Linked DNA regions of Homo sapiens: regions 2 and 3 are each linked to region 1. A link is a loop called in an ENCODE intact Hi-C map of the cell type or tissue named here. Cell type or tissue: CD4-positive, alpha-beta T cell. All regions are shown on one strand. Region 1 overlaps LOC105372383 (a long non-coding RNA gene). Region 2 holds the start of ALKBH6 (alkB homolog 6). Region 3 has its middle 18 kb from the start of COX7A1.

Region 1 (2,500 bases):
GCAAAGGCCCTGGGGTAGGAAGAAGAAAGTAAGGCAACCAGTGTGGCTGGAGTACAGTGAGGCAAGGGAGAGAGATGAGATGAGCAGTGTGCTGGGAACACATCATGTAGGAACTCTTAAACCACTGTAAGGACTGCTTTTGCTGGGAGATGGGATAATTGCCAAGGAGATTTTGAGTGGAGGAGGGACAGACTTGTATTTTAAAACTACCTCTCTGGGCCGGGCGCAGTGGCTCAGGCCTGTAATCCCAGCTCTTTGGGAAGCCGAGGCGGGTGGATCACCTAAGGTCAGGAGCTCAAGACCAGCCTGGCCAACATGCTGATACCCAGTCTCTAGTAAAAATACAAAAATTGAGGGTCGGGTGGGGTGCAAAGCAAAACCAAACCAAAACAAACAACAACAACAAAAAAAAACCACCAAACAAAAACAAAAACAAAAACAAAAAAAACTACCTCTCTTGTTATATAAGCAATGGAATGTAGTGTTATGATTTTCTCCAATCCTAATATCCACGAATCCCATTGCCGGTTCACCTCCCCAAACCCTTGGGCCCTCAGGGCTGCTCATCTGCCGCCGGCTGCCCTACGGCCTGGGTCCCGAAGCCTGCGCCTTGGGCGATGCCGAAGCTAAACATGCCCATGGGCGCCCCGCCTCTCTACAGGTCTTGCACTGCCCTGCACCTGCGCCCCTAGGCCACCTCAGTCCAGGCGAAGCCCTGAGCCGGGACCAGCCTTTGGTCAGAATGCTGCTCATGACGCGGCTCGGGCCCAGCAGGCAGTCCGGGAGCACCGGGGCAGGTGCAAATTCCACGTTGGAAAAGTTTGGCTGCACCATGCTTGCGAAGCTGCAGCTGAACGCGCCCACCAGGGCATAAGCGCGAAGGAGGGATCGTAGGTGTCAACCCCCGCGGGCCGCGGCGGCCTCGGGGGGAAAAACACCTGCACGCCAGCCGAAGAGCGCAAAGCCAGAGAGTGCACTGGTCCACCACAGAGCGCAGCACCGTGCCAGGGCGCAGAGCCCACGCACGCCCGGTCGGCGTCGCAGCACCAGGAGCACAGGCTACCCGGGCCACTAGCCTCCAGGAACACGCAGTCTCGGCGCCCGGGACGCTCTGGGGCAAAGTGGGGCACCGTGTGGAGACCACTCCAGCGACCCTGGGGCGGCGGTCGTCCAAACGCGTGGCCACAGGCCTTGCTTCTCGCTTGCAGACAACTGAGGCCAGCCAGCAGCGCGACAGGATGGGCGGCCACGACGCGGGTGCCGGATAGGTCTCCTGCTCTCTGCAACTGCAGCGCCTCTGGAAGCCTTCAAGGCTCAATGGATGGGGCCAGCGGGCAGGGTGGCCTACGCGGTCCAGCAGAACAGGCTTAGGGGGCTTGAGGCGCCTCAAGAGCGTGGGCCCAGCGCCCGCCACCACCGCAAACTCCTTGTGCCGGTCGCCGGGCGGCAGCGACGGCGTCACCATCGATTAGGGAGTGCCCAGCAGGTAGCGCCGCAGAGCCAGCGCCGTGTCCCGGGAGGCGCGCCCACGCGCGTTCACCGCCTCCACTTCCTCGGGCCGCGACGTCGCTGCTTGCACAGCGCCGCCTGCCGCGAGCCCTGCAGCTCCTCTGCCCCGGGCGGGCACACCCACACCGTCGTGCCTGGCTGCAGGCGCGGGGAGCACGGGGAGAGTGGCGCCCACGCAGGGAGCGCTGTCACCAGCATCGCCGTCGGGGGCCCTGTGGGCGGTGGCGACATATATAGCTGGAAGTTGGGCTTCTCAGCGCCCCCGTTTTCCGAGAAAGCCGTGATGAAGCGGCAGCCCTGGAAACATAAAACACAGACGTCCGTCGGGCTTGAGGGAACCAGGAGCCCAGAGGAGGCAGTCAAGAATAATCCGGTGGATTTGGAAGCTAAATGCGTCAGATTCTAATTCTGACTCTGCCACTTTCTCTCCCTCTCTCCCTCCCTCCTTCTCTCCCTCCCTCTCTCCCTCCCTTCCTTCCTTTTCTTTTTCTGTTTTAGAGAGGAGACTCAATCTGTTGCCCAAGCTGGTCTCCCAGGCTCACGCGATCCTCCCACCTTGGCCTCCCAAAGTGCTGGGATTACTTACAGGCGTGAGCCACCTTGCCCAGCCGACTCGGCCACTTTCTAGCCAAGTGAACTTGGGCAAGTCACCTCCTTTCTTGGGGCTTAAGCTGCTGTGTCTGTAAAGGGGGTATCGGTGCACACTTCACAGAATGATGGGGAGCTTGATGTCAAAGCCATGGCATGAAGTCAGCTATATCAATATTAGCTTAAACTTGCTTCTTTTGCACCATCTGTCCCCAAAAGGCCCGCCCAGCCTCCTCAGAACCAGTTTTGCCAATCTCCTGGCACACAGTCTGCCCAAATAGCCCCTTGTCCAGCTGGCCAGGGCCCTGTCCCAAGAAGTTCCACTGTGGCCAATCCCCTGTCACAGAGCCATGCCAGACAGCCTCCCAACCTGAGCCAGCACAACCAGCCCCTCCCTACCCCA
Region 2 (2,500 bases), 55 kb before region 1:
CTCAGAGCAGATTCCCAGATTAACAGATTTCCATATCACCCCAAATGATGGTGACCCTCTCCACATAATGCATTACAACAGAACATTCTTGAATCACCCAACCCTGGATCAGAAACCTCCCCATTAACAAACACTGCCCCTTAAGTCCTCTTGAAATAAACATAGGTCACACCCCCAAAGCAAAAGAGTAACAGACATTCATGTCATTGTTCCCCATTTAACATCAGTCCTCTCAAGATGTCGTGACCCCATGGTCACCCTGAAGCCCTTAGATTCCAACCCCTCAATCAGAGACTTCCTTCATTAACAAAGACCCTTGTTCTTATCCCTCAAGAAGAAACCCACCATAACCAGCCCACTGTCACCCCTAATTTACAGACACCAAAACAGTCCTGGAAGTGCTAATTACAGGACCCCCCAAGTCTTCCTACCCTCTGCACCCTCAAGAAACCCCCAGTGCCTTGTATGAAGCCCACCCCACATGGCCCACAGCTCCTGTGCTGGCCAGACTCCCAGAAAATTCTCTATTTTTTAAGTAACGACTTCCCCCTTTGGGGGACCCCAAAATTTGGAGGCCCCATTCTAGGACTCTGGGGATCCCAAACCCTAGAGTACACACGTCCCAAACTCCCCTGTGCCCTCAAGTCCTACAGCCCCTAGAAGACCCCAATGCCGTAACTCCTAGGACCCCCAAATCATGGAATCCCAAATCCCCAGGGAATCCCAAATTTGAAAATCCAATCCCAAGTCCCCAGGAAACCCAATCATGAGGTCCTTGTGCCTGGTATGGAGGAGACTGCAGTCAGGATATGCATTCCAGGCTCCCAGACACCTCAAGCCCTATTCACAGGCACCAGGAAACCCCACACAGGAATTCCCATCCCTGGAAACTGGAGAATTTCAATGCCCCGAGTCCATGGGTTTCAAGACACCAAATTCCAAGAGCCCCAGCCCTAAGGGAACCCCAAATCCTAAAGCCTCCATCTCTAATAAATGGAAGGCCCCAAGGCCCTGAGGGGATCTCAAATCCTGGAACCCCGATTTCAATCTACGTTCTAGTCACTGGCCTCAAAGGACCCCACAGCACCTGGGCCAGACCAACAGCTCGAGGGAGAACCTGAAGGCCCAGGGGGTCCAGGGCGGACCTGGGGCCCCGACCACCAAGGACAGCTCACGACTGCCCCTTCACTGCATGTCCCCAAACTCAGCATGACTCCTGTCCTCTTCAATAAAGACGTTTCTATGGCCTCTCTGTGTCGGGTCATTGGGGGTTTCCCTTGCTGGGAGAAGACGGGAAAGGAAGTGCTTCCTTCAGTCTCACCTCCCTGCGGCGTGGGCAGGTGATGGCGCTGGCCGCGGGAAGTCCTTCTAGCAGCCTCTCATGTCTTCCCGCGGCTGTCACGGCTGCCGCCCCCGTCCCACCCATCGGGGTCCACTCCGCCAATGGCCAGGTTCAGTTCCTAAGTTCTGAGTGGCCAGTGCCAGACGACGATGCCCCGCCCACGCCCTCCTGCCAATGGCTCAGAGGCCAGGAGGCGCGGCCTATCCTTAGGCGAGCATGAAGGGGGCGGGCGAATACTGAGTGAGAGCGCCGATTGGGTGGAAGGCGGGCCCTTGAAGCCTCTGGGAGCTCCCATTGGCCTGCGGACTCTGCGTCTGTAATGTGGGGCGGAAATGGCTGGGAGGGGGATGGGGATGTTGAATTTGGAAATTGGAGGGGACGCTGGTGGACGGTCAGTTTTGGGGAGTGCTGGGGGTAGAGATGGATGTCAATAGGGCTGAAAGTGGGGATCCGGGGGAGCCCAGAGTAGGAGTCCGAGGAGGCTCAGAGCTTGGAGTCCTAAAAGGCTCGGAGTCGGGGATCTGAATGGTTCAGGGAGGGAAGAAGATTTGGGAGTCAGCCTCAGAGCTAAAGATCTCAGGGTGCTGGAGTGAAGGGGCGCTCAGGAGGGGAAATCCGAGGGGCGTCCAAATGGGGGGATCCGAGGAGGCTGAGGGTGGACATGTCTGAGGAGGCTCAGATTGGGGTCACAGGAGTGCACAGAATGGGATTCGGTGGGGGGCGGGGGTCGCTGAGTGTTGATAGCCGGGCTCACAGTTGCAGGTCTGAAGCGGGGTCTCAAGGTGTTTAAAGGGGCTCTGGAGTGCAGCCCTGGGGGCTATGTGTAGAGCTTTTGAGAAAGGCTCCCTGTGTGTGGGGCCAGAGAATGTTCTCTGTGGGAGGATTGAGAAGGCATATGTGTAGTTGGATGGGCCCTTAGTGGACAGAGTAATGGGGGATTATTCTTGGGGCTCATTGTGTCCGGGCATGGAACGTAGGGGCTCTCTGTGTGGCTTGTAAGATGCTGAAGACTCAGATTTTAGAGACCAAGTGCGTTTCAGAAGAGGGCTGAGGTGAGGCCTGGCCTGTGATGGGGTGGAATGCTGCATCATGGTGTTAGGGCGGGAGGCCTAGTGACTTCAGTATGTCCTCCCCTCCCTACAGGATTGGGTGCAAGGA
Region 3 (2,500 bases), 210 kb before region 1:
CGCAATCTCGGCTCACTGCAAGCTCCGCCTCCCGGGTTCACGCCATTCTCCTGCCTCAGCCCCCCAAGTAGCTGGGACTACAGGCACCCGCCACCATGCCTGGCTAATTTTTTGTATTTTTAGTAGAGACAGGGTTTCACCGCATTAGCCAGGATGGTCTCGATCTCTTGACCTCGTGATCCGCCTGCCTCGGCCTCCCAAAGTGCTGGGAGTACAGGCGTGAGCCACCGCACCCGGCCTTATTTTTTATTTTTGAGACAGGGTCACATTCTGTCACCCAGGGTGGAGTGCAGTGGTGCAATCCTGGCTCACTGCAACCTCTGCCTCTCAGGCCCAAGTGATTCCCTCACCTCAGCCTTTCCCAGTAGCTGGGACCACAGGCATGGGCCACCACGCCCAGCTAATTTTTTTATTTTTATTTTTGTTGAGAAGGGATCTCACTGTGTTTCCTAGGCTGGTCTCCAATTCCTGGGCTTCAGTGGTCCTCTTGTCTCAGCCTCCCAAAATGTTGGGATTTCAGGTGTGAGCCACCACACCTGGCCAGGAACAAATTATCCTTTTATTACTGGGAAAGGCTGGGCATGTTTTGGGGGGTGCTCTTGTTGTTGTTGGTCGTGTATGTGTGTGTTGTTTGCTTTTGTATATACATGAACTTTTCCCAGAAAGATACACAAGAAACAAGTAAGTGGCTGGGCGCGGTGGCTCATGCCTGTAATCCCAGCACTTTGGAAGGCCGAGGCGGGCGGATAACCTGCGGTCAGGAGTTTGAGACCAGCCTGACTAACATGGTAAAACTTCCTTCTCTACTAAAAATACAAAAAAAAAAAAAAAAAAAAAGCCGGGTGTGGTGGTGCACGCCTGTAATCCCAGCTGCTCAGGAGGCTGAGGCAGAAGAATCGCTTCAACCCAGGAGGCGGAGGTTGCAGTGAGCCGAGTTCGCACCACTGCACTCCAGCCTGGGCAACAGAGCGAGACTCCATCTCAAAAAAGAAAAAGAAAAAGAAAAAAAGAAAAGAAAAAAAGAAATAACATAGAATAGTTCCCCTGGAAAGAAACCTAGAGTCCCCAGGGAGAGGAAGACCCTGTTTATCCTCATGAATTTTAAACCATGTGACTTTATCATCTGTTCAGCAACTGGGAGAATAAAAACTAAAAATTTTGAATAGCAAGTTCTAAAATACCAAGAATGGTTAGAGTATGGGAAGGACCAGGTGGAAAGGGCAGTTGTTTCTGTGCCCGCCACAAGATGGCAGCAGAGCGGCACCAAAGTCCGCCCGAGGGCAGGTCCCCTTCCCACCTACAACCCGCAACTCCTGTGGTCTTCCCACCCGCTGTGTGATTGTGGCAGGGCTGAACCATCCACACATTCTACACTCGCAGAAACTGAGATAATAAATAAGTATTGTTCTGAACTGCGTGGCCGGGCACCGTGGCTCATGCCTGTAATCACAGCACTTTGAGAAGGTGAGGCTGGCGGATCACCTGAATTTAGGAGTTCGAGACCAGCCTGGCCAACATGGCGAAATCCCATCTCTACTAAAAATACAAAAATTAGCAGGGCGTGGTGGCGGGCGCCTGTAATCCCAGCTAGTCGGGAGTCTGAAGCAGGAGAATCGCTTGAATCCGGGAGGCGGAGGTTGCAGTGAGCCAAGATCGTGCCACTGCACTCCAGCCTGGGCGACAGAATGAGACTCCCTCTCAAGAGAAAGTCAACTGAACTGCTACATTTGGGGGTAAAATTTGTTACTTAGCAATAGATAGCTAATACACTATACATCACACCATGCCACCAAAAAAAAAAAATGAGTATGTGTTTATGTGTTTCTAAGATATAAGGACTCTTTTTTTTTTTTTTTTTTGAGACATAGTTTCACTCTGTCACCTCACCCAGGCTGGAGTGAGACCTTGTCTAAAAAAAAAAAAAAAAAAAAAAGTCATAAATTTTAAAATATTTGTTTATATCAAGATCCAAATAAGACCCCTATATTGAGATCCGTTGGTATGTAAATTCTGTTTTTATTTATTTATTTATTTATTTATTTTGAGACGGAGTCTTGCCCAGGCTGGAGTGCAGTGGCTCGATCTCACCTCACTGCAACCACCACCTCCCAGGTTCAAGCAATTCTCCTGCCTCAGCCTCCTGAGTAGCTAGGGTTATAGGCACCCGCCACCATGCCCGGCTAATATTTTTGTATTTTTAGTAGAGACGAGATTTCACCATGTTGGCCAGGCTGATTTTGAACTCCTGACCTCAAGTGATCCATCCGCCTTAGCTTCCCAAAGTGCTGGGATTACAGGCGTGAGCCACCATGCCTGGCAATTCTGTGTTCTTTAAACCACATATGTTGGTGCTTTTTTGTTCTAGCAGCTAAGTCCTCATGTAAACCGATACAGAGCAGCAGAGATGGCATCCCCCAGCTGGCCATTTATACTGAGTTTGAGCTCATTTGTCCCGCAAGTTGACAAAACCATTCCTAAATGAGACCTGTGCTATGGCAGC

The links. Peaks named below come from ENCODE experiments on the same cell type or tissue, not always from the same donor. Only the 100,000 strongest peaks of a DNase experiment are listed, where the experiment ranks them.
Region 2: a loop joins it to region 1, with 2.0 times the contacts of the local background. A loop is called at or near these places in 3 of 110 quality-filtered maps.
Region 3: a loop joins it to region 1, with 5 times the contacts of the local background. A loop is called at or near these places in 24 of 110 quality-filtered maps.

The regions. Positions count from the first base shown.
Region 1 is chr19:35,958,305-35,960,804 of GRCh38, reverse strand. LOC105372383 (a long non-coding RNA gene) reads right to left here. Exons shown (of 5, transcript NR_136525.1): 4 at 211-1,806. Among named protein-coding and RNA genes, the nearest start is that of LRFN3, 23 kb to the right of the region's middle. RefSeq lists an enhancer at 1,426-1,475 and silencers at 1,636-1,685, 1,696-1,745. In CD4-positive, alpha-beta T cell, CTCF peaks have their summits at 1,343 and 1,544; DNase peaks (open chromatin) are centred at 706 and 1,544; H3K4me3 peaks cover 1,746 bases; H3K27ac peaks cover 607 bases.
Region 2 is chr19:36,013,408-36,015,907 of GRCh38, reverse strand. ALKBH6 (alkB homolog 6) reads left to right here and starts at 1,695. Exons shown (of 7, transcript NM_032878.5): 1 at 1,695-1,733; 2 at 2,486-2,500. CLIP3 (CAP-Gly domain containing linker protein 3) reads left to right here. Exons shown (of 14, transcript NM_015526.3): 14 at 1-1,248. It overlaps LOC101927572 (a long non-coding RNA gene), which reads right to left and starts at 1,406. Exons shown (of 4, transcript NR_170988.1): 1 at 1,322-1,406. RefSeq lists an enhancer at 1,206-1,305. In CD4-positive, alpha-beta T cell, no CTCF peak of the experiment used is centred here; a DNase peak (open chromatin) is centred at 1,517; H3K4me3 peaks cover 1,696 bases; H3K27ac peaks cover 1,030 bases.
Region 3 is chr19:36,169,648-36,172,147 of GRCh38, reverse strand. No RefSeq gene overlaps it. Among named protein-coding and RNA genes, the nearest start is that of COX7A1, 18 kb to the right of the region's middle. In CD4-positive, alpha-beta T cell, a CTCF peak has its summit at 1,228 (motif pointing right); a DNase peak (open chromatin) is centred at 1,267.